Regions from separate parts of the Mus musculus genome. Here region 2 is linked to region 1. The links are chromatin contacts, found by Hi-C or POLR2A ChIA-PET in ENCODE. All regions are on one chromosome and are shown on one strand. The core of a region is the stretch at or near the end of the contact, and the rest is flanking DNA. Distances in the headings are between cores, read along the strand shown.

The links. Hi-C counts contacts between places; a loop is a spot of excess contacts on that map. ChIA-PET counts read pairs that join two places held with the same protein, here RNA polymerase II (POLR2A).
Region 2: POLR2A ChIA-PET joins it to region 1 with 11 read pairs in Patski. The contact joins the enhancer-like site here to the promoter of Gpatch8 in region 1. A Hi-C loop is called at or near these places in 2 of 37 maps with a recorded cell type or tissue (ES-E14 and mouse embryonic stem cell). POLR2A ChIA-PET finds 5 or more read pairs at or near these places in 1 of 5 experiments (Patski).

What each region holds. Positions count from the first base shown.
Region 1 is chr11:102,553,485-102,558,701 of GRCm38, forward strand. It overlaps Gpatch8 (G patch domain containing 8), which reads right to left and starts at 2,674. Exons shown (of 8, transcript NM_001159492.1): 1 at 2,596-2,674. The coding sequence starts at 2,640.
Region 2 is chr11:102,640,992-102,646,208 of GRCm38, forward strand. No RefSeq gene overlaps it. Among named protein-coding and RNA genes, the nearest start is that of 2810433D01Rik, 19 kb to the left of the region's middle. Within about 2 kb of position 2,945, at least 1 of the 3 ENCODE cell types and tissues checked has a DNase peak (open chromatin) inside an H3K27ac peak, as active enhancers do.

The DNA.
Region 1 (5,217 bases), core at 1,424-3,923:
TACTACCATGGTGTTAAGGATCAAATCCTTCACATATTAGGGAAATACTCTACCACTGAACATATTATACCCCTGGCCCTTAAGTATTTTTAAAGGCATGGTCTTTTTTAGAAACTATAGCATAATAATCTGCAAAAGGGACTGGGAATGTAACTAGTAGTTGAGAACCCGATACTCACATACACACAAACATAAATATATACATAAATAAATAAAACATAATTTAAAATATAATTCCATTTCTGGATTGGTGACTTAGCTCAGTGGGTAATAGTGCTTGCTAGTATCACCACAAAACCCTGGGGATGAAAGACCACACCTGTAATCCCAGCACTTCAGAGGTTGAGGAAGGGGAGTCAGAGATTCAAAGTCCTCCCTGGCTAGACTGCAGACTTGAGGCTAGTGCTAGTATGAGATATATACGACATGGTTTCACAACAATTTTCCCATTTCCAATACCCTTTATGCAAAATACTGCGACATTTAGAATTTTAAGTGGGTTATGTCAGAGCAAGTGCAGAAAATACAATTAAAATGTATGTACGAACATCAAAGAGCTCAAAGGATCTATTTCTGGTTTTAAAACCGTTTTATTATATTTACGTCATGGGGGCTGTTAGAGGCCAACTCTGGGGAACTGGCTTGGTTCTTTCCTCCCAGCTTGTGGATGCCCAGGCACTAACTCCGCTCAGATTTGATGGCAAACTCCCTAAGCCACCTTTAAGGCTGTGACTTTTTATTATTGTGCATATCATGTGAGGGGACATATAATTTGGGGTCAGAAGCCAACTTTTTGGAGTTGGATCTCTCCTTCCACCTTCCAGGGATCAAACTGAGGCGGCCAGGCTTGTGAGGCGGAGGCTTTTTACCCACTGACCCATCTCATAAATCCCATAAGTCAGATTTTATAGTACCTCAACTAAAGCATCGAAGAAGAGTCTCCCTGCTCAGTTTCCAAGTGACGACACTCACATCCTAATAGCCAGTTTTCAATATCTTCATTCAAAACCCCGTTTGAGCCAGCTGAAATACTTGAGGGCCATTTTTCCTCAAAACTGTCTGTTTTCAATTTTATTAGGTCACCTTGAAATTCTTTTCTCTGAAAAGCATTGGAAGGTTTTCGTCATCTACTGTCTCCTAAATAATTTTAAATTAACAAAAAATAGTAATAAAGCGTATATACTTTATACCTGCTTCATAGGGCTTGATATAGGGAGAAAGAAAAGAAAGATAAGCCTGCCTTCCTTCTCGGGTATCAAATGTCCACCTCAAACTTTGGAAGACCTGAGATAAATCCTTAAAACACCTTAAGATGCTGTGCTGGGCTGCAGTTTCTGCGGCAGGCACATGACCACAAGGCATTTTCAGCAACTCCCAAATCCCTTACTGCTGCAAAACTTCCCATAGCGTTCTACACCTAAGACTATTTAACAGTGTTGATTTTAAACCAGTTGAAATTGCTTTGTCTATCAACCCAATCATCTCCAAGAATTCAAACCCTTCAAATTGCCTTCTGACACAGCTAGAGGTGCGTTGAGGAAGCTGAAAGGAATACAAAAACTCGAGTTCGGAGGCTCATCCCTTGACCTAAATTGCTGTTGCCAGGAGATGCGGTAGTAATGCAGTGATTTGCAACTGAGGATGTATTTTACCTAGAAATAACCAAAGGCTACTAAATCCCTTATTGTCTCCCAACTATGCCTGCAGTAACAATTTCAATATCTAAAAGCCTAATGATTCTAATTCGGCCTTTGTTGTTTGTTTTTTTGTTTTGTTTTGTTTTTGTTGTTTTTTTCTTTAATGCCTGCCACCCCACGGACATCTTTCCCAGATCAACATTTGCAAACGAAGAAAGAAAAAAAAAAAAAATCAAGGTTTAGGAACGAATTTACTCCCGCTTGGAAAGGCCATAATTATGCTTCTTTACAAATCTTGGTAGGTCTCGAAGTTAAGTTTACGCCAGTCCACAGACCTATACCTTACTGTCCCCAACCCAATTAACGGCCTGTAAACAACAGCAGTTATTTATGCCCAGAGAAAGCTCAATGGCTCGCCTCAACAAAAAAGGCGTCTTTGATAAGAAAGGGCGCCCTTTACCAGGGGGAAGACTAGGTTAGACAGTCGATAAAGGGCTTGTTTGTCACAATGGGAAAACGGAGAGGCGATCCCCAGGATGATCGGGGCGAGCAAAAGCCAAGGCTTCCATAGCCCCGGCCTGAAAACCGCTGGCCCAAGCCTTCCCCGCCCCAGCCCTCTCCCCCGGGGGCCGGGCCGGCCCTGCGCCTGCACAGGCCCCGAGACAAGCAAAGCGCAACCCCCACAAAGCGCCCGGCTGCGGAGCGGGAAGCCAGGAGCAAAATAGGAGGAAAGCCGAGCCGAAGAAGCGGCGTGAATAGGGATGAAGCCGGGGACGCGGCCTCATCTCAGCCCCGGAGGCCCCTGGAGAAATGAGAGGCAGGAAGGGGCGAGAGCCGGCTTGCAAGGTGGAGCGGAGAGCAGAAGGAAGGAGAGCCAGGAGGCCGGGAGGGAGGCGGCCCCGGGCTCGCGGCGAGCCCTCCGGGGGCGTGGGTGGTCCTCGGCGACGCCCGTGTTTACCTGAAAGTCTCGGTCCTCGTTGAAGCGGGAGAAGCGGTCCGCCATTTTGCCGCTCTCACTCCTCCTCAGGACGACGCTCTCCGGTTCGCTCCTCCCCTCCCGCTACGCCCGCCCCCTCTCTGTTTCCACGCCCCCTCCCACGCCCACCGGGCGCGCGCAGCAGGCGTGGGGAGGGGGGTGGAGGATGTGTGCTTGGCGAGGGATTGTTGGGGGGGTGTTGGGAAGAGGAGGGAACAGGAATTCGTTCCGACGGGAATCCCGAAGGCGCGCAGGCCTGGAGGCGGAACCTTCCTCTCACATCGCTCGGTTTCACGCCCGGCCCCGAGCGACCCCAGCGGGCCGCGCATGCGCACTCGCGCCGGCGCGCGTAAGCGCTTCCGGAGGGAAAGATCAGCAGGGCAGAGCATTTGGGGGCCTGGGAAGTATTCACTTGCTCCCTTAGCAGTGTTCAGAAGTCTTTCTTTCTTATGCTCTTGTTTACGGTCAAGCCCATCCCGTATTTGTAATAATATACAGTGTAATGCTATACAGTAGCATGAGATCTGACTTTACAGCTAGAGTACTTTTAATGTTTTTTTGTTTTGTTTTTGTTATTTTGTTGACAGGGTTTCCTGTAGCTCTCTATGTAGTAGAGGCTCGCCCCCCGATGTCCAAAGAGGGTATTTTTAAAATTAATACATAATAATGTTACTTAAGAGGTACCAAAAAAATCTCTCAAAGGGCTTCCATTCCAGGCAGGAAGTCAGATAACCAATAAATTAACCTAATAGTTGTAAATATAAACGAGTGTCTATTCCTGCTTGAGGCTGAGGGGAAATTAAGTCAAGCTTATCCTTGGCTACATAGGAAGTTCAAAGCTAGCCTGGGCTATAAGACATTGCTTCAAATAACAAAATCTAAGTGACACTGTGGGGGGGGGGGACTGTAATGAAAAGAATGACCTATCTTAAAGCTACATATAAATCAAGGCATAACAAAGGGATCACAACCTTGAAGAAGAGAGAAACTTAAACACATGGCTACCAAGAGCTTGACGTTTTTTTCTTACTATTTTCCCTCCCCCTCCCACTCCTCTCCCCCCTCCACACATATATATTCATGTTCAGAGTCATTGGATCCCCTGAAGCTAGAGTTACAGTTAAGAATCACCATGTATGTCAGTGCTAGAAACAAACCCAGGTGCTCTGCATGTGGAACAAGTGCTTTTAACTGCTTAGCCATCTTTCCAGCTCTTGTTTTCTTTAATGTTTTCACAGGGTGGGGGAGTGAGGGGGGGCTGTTTAATTTTACCTAGTGTAAGACTGCTTCGCCTACATGAATGAATGAATGTATGTATGTATGTATGTATGTATGTATGTATGTATGTATGTGTATCAGCTCTTAACAGCTGAGCCATCTCTCTAGCCCCTCTACCTGATTTTAAGACAAGGTCTCTCCTTAAACCTGGAGCTCTCCCTAGTCAGCTAGCAAGCCTCTGGAATTTGTACCTGGCACCAGGGAAGGTGAGGGTGTGGGCAGAGCTGAAAGTCCAAGGGACTGGTCACAAAGCAATCTAGAAAGCAGTTGGAGCCTAAATCATTTTTTTTTTCTCACTCAGGTAGCAGCTGGAGACTTTCTCTAGAAATGCTAACCAAACAAATCATGGGATTTTTGTTGTTGTTGTTTATTTATTTATTTATTCATTATATGTAAGTACACTGTAGCTGTCTTCAGACACTCCAGAAGAGGGAGTCAGATCTCATTATCGATGGTTGTGAGCCACCATGTGGTTCCTGGGATTTGAACTCTGGACCTTTGGAAGAGCAGTCAGGTGCTCTTACCCACTGAGCCATCTCACCAGCCCAAATCATGGGTTTTTAACATGCCGGCTCTAATCCAGAAGAAAGTATTTTGCCGAAATGAGAGGATCTGTCAAAAACCAACTGTCTTAGTCACTGTTTTTGTGCTGTGAAGAGACACCATGACAAAAGCAACTTTTAGAAATCATTTAATTGGGGGCTTACAGTTGCAGAGGTTTAGTCTATAATCATGGTGGGGAGTATGCTAGACTGCAGGTAGGCACTGGAGCAGTGTAAGAGAGCTAAGTCCTAACTCACAGCAGGAGAGTTGAGGGATGAGATTGGACCTGACATAGGCTTTTGAAACCTCAAAGCCACCTCCAGTGACACACTTCCTCTAACAAGACCACAGCTCCTAATCCTTCTATTCCTTTCAAGCAGCTTAGCTCCCTGGTAGCTAAGCATTCAAATATATGAGGCTCTGGAGACCATTCTTATTCAAACCACCTCACCGTTATTCTAGTCAGAGTCAGACTTCCCCTGCAAGCCCTCTGTGGGAAAGCTGGCTTACAGAAGCAAGGTCTTCCAAAGGGATGGAAGGAGTATTAGCCTAACATAAAATCACAGTTCTGACCAAAATACCCCACATACAAGCTTATCATTCTGGAAGCCCCATTCACAAAGAATATTTGAAGATTAAGACAGAAATCCTGGAAGATGGAAAGGAGGCTCGGCAGTTAAGAACGCTTTCTGTTCTTGCAGAGGACCCAGGTTTGGTTCCCAGCACTCACATAACCTGTAATTCTTCCCCCCCCCCCAGCCCCCCCCCCCCCCCCCCGAGACA
Region 2 (5,217 bases), core at 1,695-4,194, 88 kb after region 1:
TAGTGATGGTTCAGCTACCCTGTCTCCAATTTCTATCAACATTTATATTTGTGAATGCAGAGGGGCTTTGAGGAAAGCCTTGATTCTCCTTCTGGGGCCAAGGTTCAGATAGGAAGGCAATAGGGCCGCTCTGCCCCCGTGGCCTTGGGCGGTTCAACATCTCTGAAATACTCTGGAAGTCTGTGACAGCCTTTAGCAGAGAGGAAAGGAAACTGGGGCTTTGTCAACACACTTCAAGGAGTTCCAAGGCTGTGCACAGAGACCTCCACTTAGCTGTCTTTCTTTCTAACTTTGCTTCCATGTCTCCTTTCTGTCCTCTCCCTGAATACCATCTGCCATCTGGCTTTTTTTTTTGGTTTGGTTTTTTTTTTTATTTAATTATATTGTTTTACATTTAATTATCAAGTCTTAGGTAATGGGATCCAAAAAGGGTCGATGATGAGGTCTCCCAAACTGGACTGAATCTCACAAAGGAAAACAAACCAAACCAGTGAAGCTTCTACATACACACACACACACACACACACATACACACACACACACACACACACAAAGAAACCCCACCAAAGCCACCCATGCTCAAGTACACACAGACCCACAGGAGGCTTGAAAAAATGTTTTTAAAAAGATTTTTTTAAAGAAATCACTCGATATTTTTATTTTTTTTTAAAAATTTGTTTATTTCCCTTATGTATATGAATACACTATCTTCATGCACACAAGAAGAGGACATCAGATCCCATTACAGATGGTTGTGAGGCACCATGTGGTTGCTAGGAATTGAACTCAGGACCTCTGGAAGAACAGTCAGTACTTCTAAACATTGAACTATCACTCTAGTCCTTAAAAAACATTTTAAGGGGGCTGGAGAGATGGCTCAGAGGTTAAGAGCACTGACTGCTTTTACAGAGGGCCTGAGTTCAATTCCCAGTAACTACATGGTGGCTCACAACCATCTGTAATAAGATCTGATGCCCTCTTCTGGTGTGTCTGAAGACAGCTACAATGTACTCATATTAAATAAATTAAAAAAAATTTTTTTTAAAAGGGCCAGTTATGTGATTCAGTAATAGAGTGCTTGCCTAGCAAGGGACAAGGCTTAGATTCAATCCTCAGTACTATAAGAAAAGAAGGAAGAGGAAGAAGAGGAGGAAGAGGAGGAGGAGGAGAAGAAAGGATTGGAAAAGTGTCTCAGTGGTTAGGAGCACTTTTGTTCTTCCAAAGACCTGGGTTCAATTCCCAGCACCCACATGACAGCTAACAACTATTGGTAGCTTTAGTTCCAGAGGATCTGATGCCCTCTTCTGACTTCCACAGGTACCAGGCATATAAGTGGCACATAGACCTACACAGAGGCAAAACACATCCACACAATAAAATAAATTACCTCTATATACAAGAGGTAGTACCCCTGTGTAGGCCATCTATACAAGATGAGATGCATGGGGGTCAGGGAAGAAGAAGAGGAGAAGAAAATGTTCCTGATGGCAGTAATAGCTTGCAGGGTGACTATTTGGGGGAGAGGCCTGGCAACAATGGGAAAGTCGATGGTCACACTAATGTCATGGCTGGCAAGCGAGTGACTGCTCTCCCCTGGCTTGTCTCTCTGCTCCACTTGGTGCACCTGGCTCCTTTGTCCCCGTGTCTTCATTAGGTAGAGCAGATGTCCTTATACCCACACTGTCTCCATCCCAGGTATCATGACCTCCAGTCCAGGGATACTCAATGAAGTCAGTGCAGTGGCTGGGGGTGGTAGGACACTGGGTTTGGGGGTCTTTAGGAATCTAAGGACATATAAGCCAGAGGCAGTGTTTCCTAATTGAGCCCAGCATTGACTCTTGGCTTTGTATATGACCCATATGCCTGCGAAGGTTCTCCGAAAGGTTATATGGAAGATTTGCCCCAATGATAAAGCAGAATTCAGGGCCTCGGAATGCTAGGCAAGTGTCCTATTACCAAGTTATACCCCAACCCTAGAAAAGAGTGTTTGTAGCGCTGTGGGACCCTCTGTGATTACAAGCGGCTCAGCACAGGCATCTGGAGAGTCTTGCCCCAATGCCATCCAGCCTCTGGGAAGGCTGTCTTTGTAGCCTTTGCAACGGGAAACAATACTGCTTTGTCAAAGACTTCCTTATTGTTTTAACTTAAATTCCTCTACCAGATGGCGGGTTCTCTAAGCGCTGTCTAAGTGCTGCCTCCCCTCACAGAGGGAGTTCTGGGACACCTTCTCAACAGCTCCAGTCAGGTCCTGGCTCAAGAATGGGAGAATAGGGGCTGTAGAGATGGCTCAGAGGTTAAGAGCACTGACTGCTTGTCCAAAGGTCCTGAGTTCAAATCCCAGCAACCACATGGTGGCTCACAACCATCTGTAATGGGATCTGAAGCCCTCTTCTGGTGTGTTTGTCTGAAGATAGCTACAGTATACTTAGATATAATAATAAATAAATCATTAAAAAGAACGAGAGAATAGAGCTGTGTGACACTTAGGGAGTCCTACTTGATTCTAACTTCATAGCCTGACTTAGGGTCCCCACGATGAGGTGAGTCTCAGGTGCCAAACCTCTGGTTAGATGAGAATGACCCCCCTCTTTTCCCTCAAGAGGACAGGGTTCTTTCTCCTTTCAGGTTCCCAACACACACACACACACACACACACACACACACACATACCCCCCACACACATTTATATATACATATATATAATATATAAAAAGTATATACTTCCTTCCTTATTTATTTCTATAAGACTTCATAGTCTAGGCTGTATTTGAAGGCCAATGCTCCTGCGTCATCCTCCTGAGTGCTGAGATTATAGGGAACACCACCACAGCCAACTCCAATACATGAACTGTTAAAGTGTGGGCCTCTTCCATATGGGATAAAGGGACAGGGTGCAGTCTGCCTCTGGAATGAAGAGGTCTGAACTCCGGCGTGCCAACAGTACTGCAGAGGGTCATGTGCAGTCCTTTGAAGGCTCTGAAAGCTGAGGCCTGAGCTTCCAGGCTGCCACAGGAGTGAGTCACAGTCTAACAATGTTATCTGTCAAGTGCTGCCGCTCCCTGGGCTGCCCTTGTCCACAGCCTCATGCGGCCTGGATTCCCATAGGTCGCCCCTTGACCTTACGGTCTCTGGAGGCCTCATAGTCCGAGATCTCCATTCCTTCCTAGATGGTTAATCTAAGGGGGAGCACTGGCAACGAGAGGGAACAGAGATGGAAAATGCTGGAATATGAGGCAGTTGTTACGCAATTTAGGTCCAGGATTCTTGGAAGATTAAGAAGGAAGGCAGGAGGAGCTCTGAGGACAAAAGGCTGAGGCTGTGTGGCAGAGAATGGACTGAGGTGGCGCTGACACAGATCTGAAGTATGTCTGGAGACTTAAAATCACTGATACGTGTGCTTTAAAAGGATGAGTCGGGGCTGGGAAGATGGCTCATCAGTGAAGAGGGCTCACTGCTCTTGCAGAAGACTCAGGTTCAGTTGTCAGCACCCACGTTCAAGAGGCTTACAACCAACTGCCTGGATCTCTAGTTCCAGGGAGATCTGATGCTTTCTGGCCCCTGAGGGTACCTGCTTGGATATGGTGCACATAACTCACACAGGTGCACACATTAAATAAAACAAACATTTTTAAAAGCTTTTGTTTGTTTTCTGTTCTTTTGTTTCTTTGTTTTTTTGTTCTTTTGGGTTGTTGTTGTTTTTGAGACAAGGTTTCTTTGTACTCTGGCTGTCCTGGAAGTTGCTCTGTACTCCAGGCTGACCTCTAACTCATGGAGATCTGTCTGCCTCTGCCTCCCTAGTGCCTCGATTAAAGGCCACCATATCCGGTCCTAAAGTTTTTGTTTGTTTGTTTAAGGACTGAGCTACCCCCCTATAGTCTAGCTACTAAGGAGGCAGAGGCAAGAATAGAACCTAAGGCCAAGAGATCTAGGCCACCCCGGGCAACACAGCAACTCATCTCAGAAAAGAAATGGAACAATTAGCTTTAGGACATTTTTAAAAGATTTATTTATTTTTATGAATATAAGTACACTGTCACTGTCTTCAGACACACCAGAAGAGGGCATTGGATCCCGTTACAGATGGTTGCGAGCCACCATGTGGTTGCTGGGAATTGAACTCAGGCCCTCTGGAAGAACAGTCAGTGCTCTTAACCACTGAGCCATCTCTCTAGCCCTTTATGATGTTTCTTATACACGCATACACATGTATATCAATATAAAACTAATTTTTTGTTGTTTTGAGGCAGGGCCTTATACAACCTAGGTGCTGCTCAAACATATTATGTAGCTAAGTATGACCTTGAACCCCCGATCCTTCTGTCTTCTTGCAAATGCTGAGCCTGCAGGTGTGTGGCCCGAATACCCTGTCCACACTGTGCCGAGAATCCCTCAGAGCTTTCAGTGTGCTATGTAAGCACACAACCAAGCATGCCACATCCCAGGTCCTAGAGCTGGGTAGAAGGTAGGCAAGTTGACCCCATAGGAAGGTCACATTGCTGTATGTATAAGTAGGAGGAGGGACCTGGCTGCCCCCAGGTTTGAACATATCTAGATTTGGACTGCAGAAGTAACATCTGGGCAGAGGGTGAGATTGGTATCAGCCCCTGCTCTCATATCACAGCCTATTCCAAATTAGGCAGCTTTTCTATGAACCCTCAGTCTCCATTCCAGTCACCCCCAAACACTATCACCCCAAGTGTCCTCTTCCACTGATTCAGAATATGCTTTCCAGCATACATCACCCTGGAAATTTACAACATCAATGCAAACATCTGTCTGCATTTCCAACTCATTCTGTTCTTGCTCCCTTCTTAAAATGCCCACTTTTAATTTTTGCTATTTTTACATCTTACATTCCTTTAAACACTGTAAATCCATCCCCCAGCAAGGCAAGATATAAATATTTTAAAAATATAATTTGCAAGGCACCCTTGTGTACATTTTCTCTTTTGATGTTCACACGGAGTGCACAGAGAAGGTGCAGCTATCTCTATTTTTAGGTAAGGGAGATTAAGGAGCCTGGTTAAGATCATGTGGCTGTTGGAGGGGGAAGCAAGCCTCCTAACTAACTCTGGGATTTCACTCTCCTCTCTGCAGATGTGTTGGAAGTCATCTTCTTTTCCTTCTTCCTCTTCTTCCCCCTTTTCTCCTTCTCCTCCTCTTCTTCCTCTTCCTCCTCTTCCTCTTTCTCTTCCTCCTCCTCCTCCTTCTTCCAGC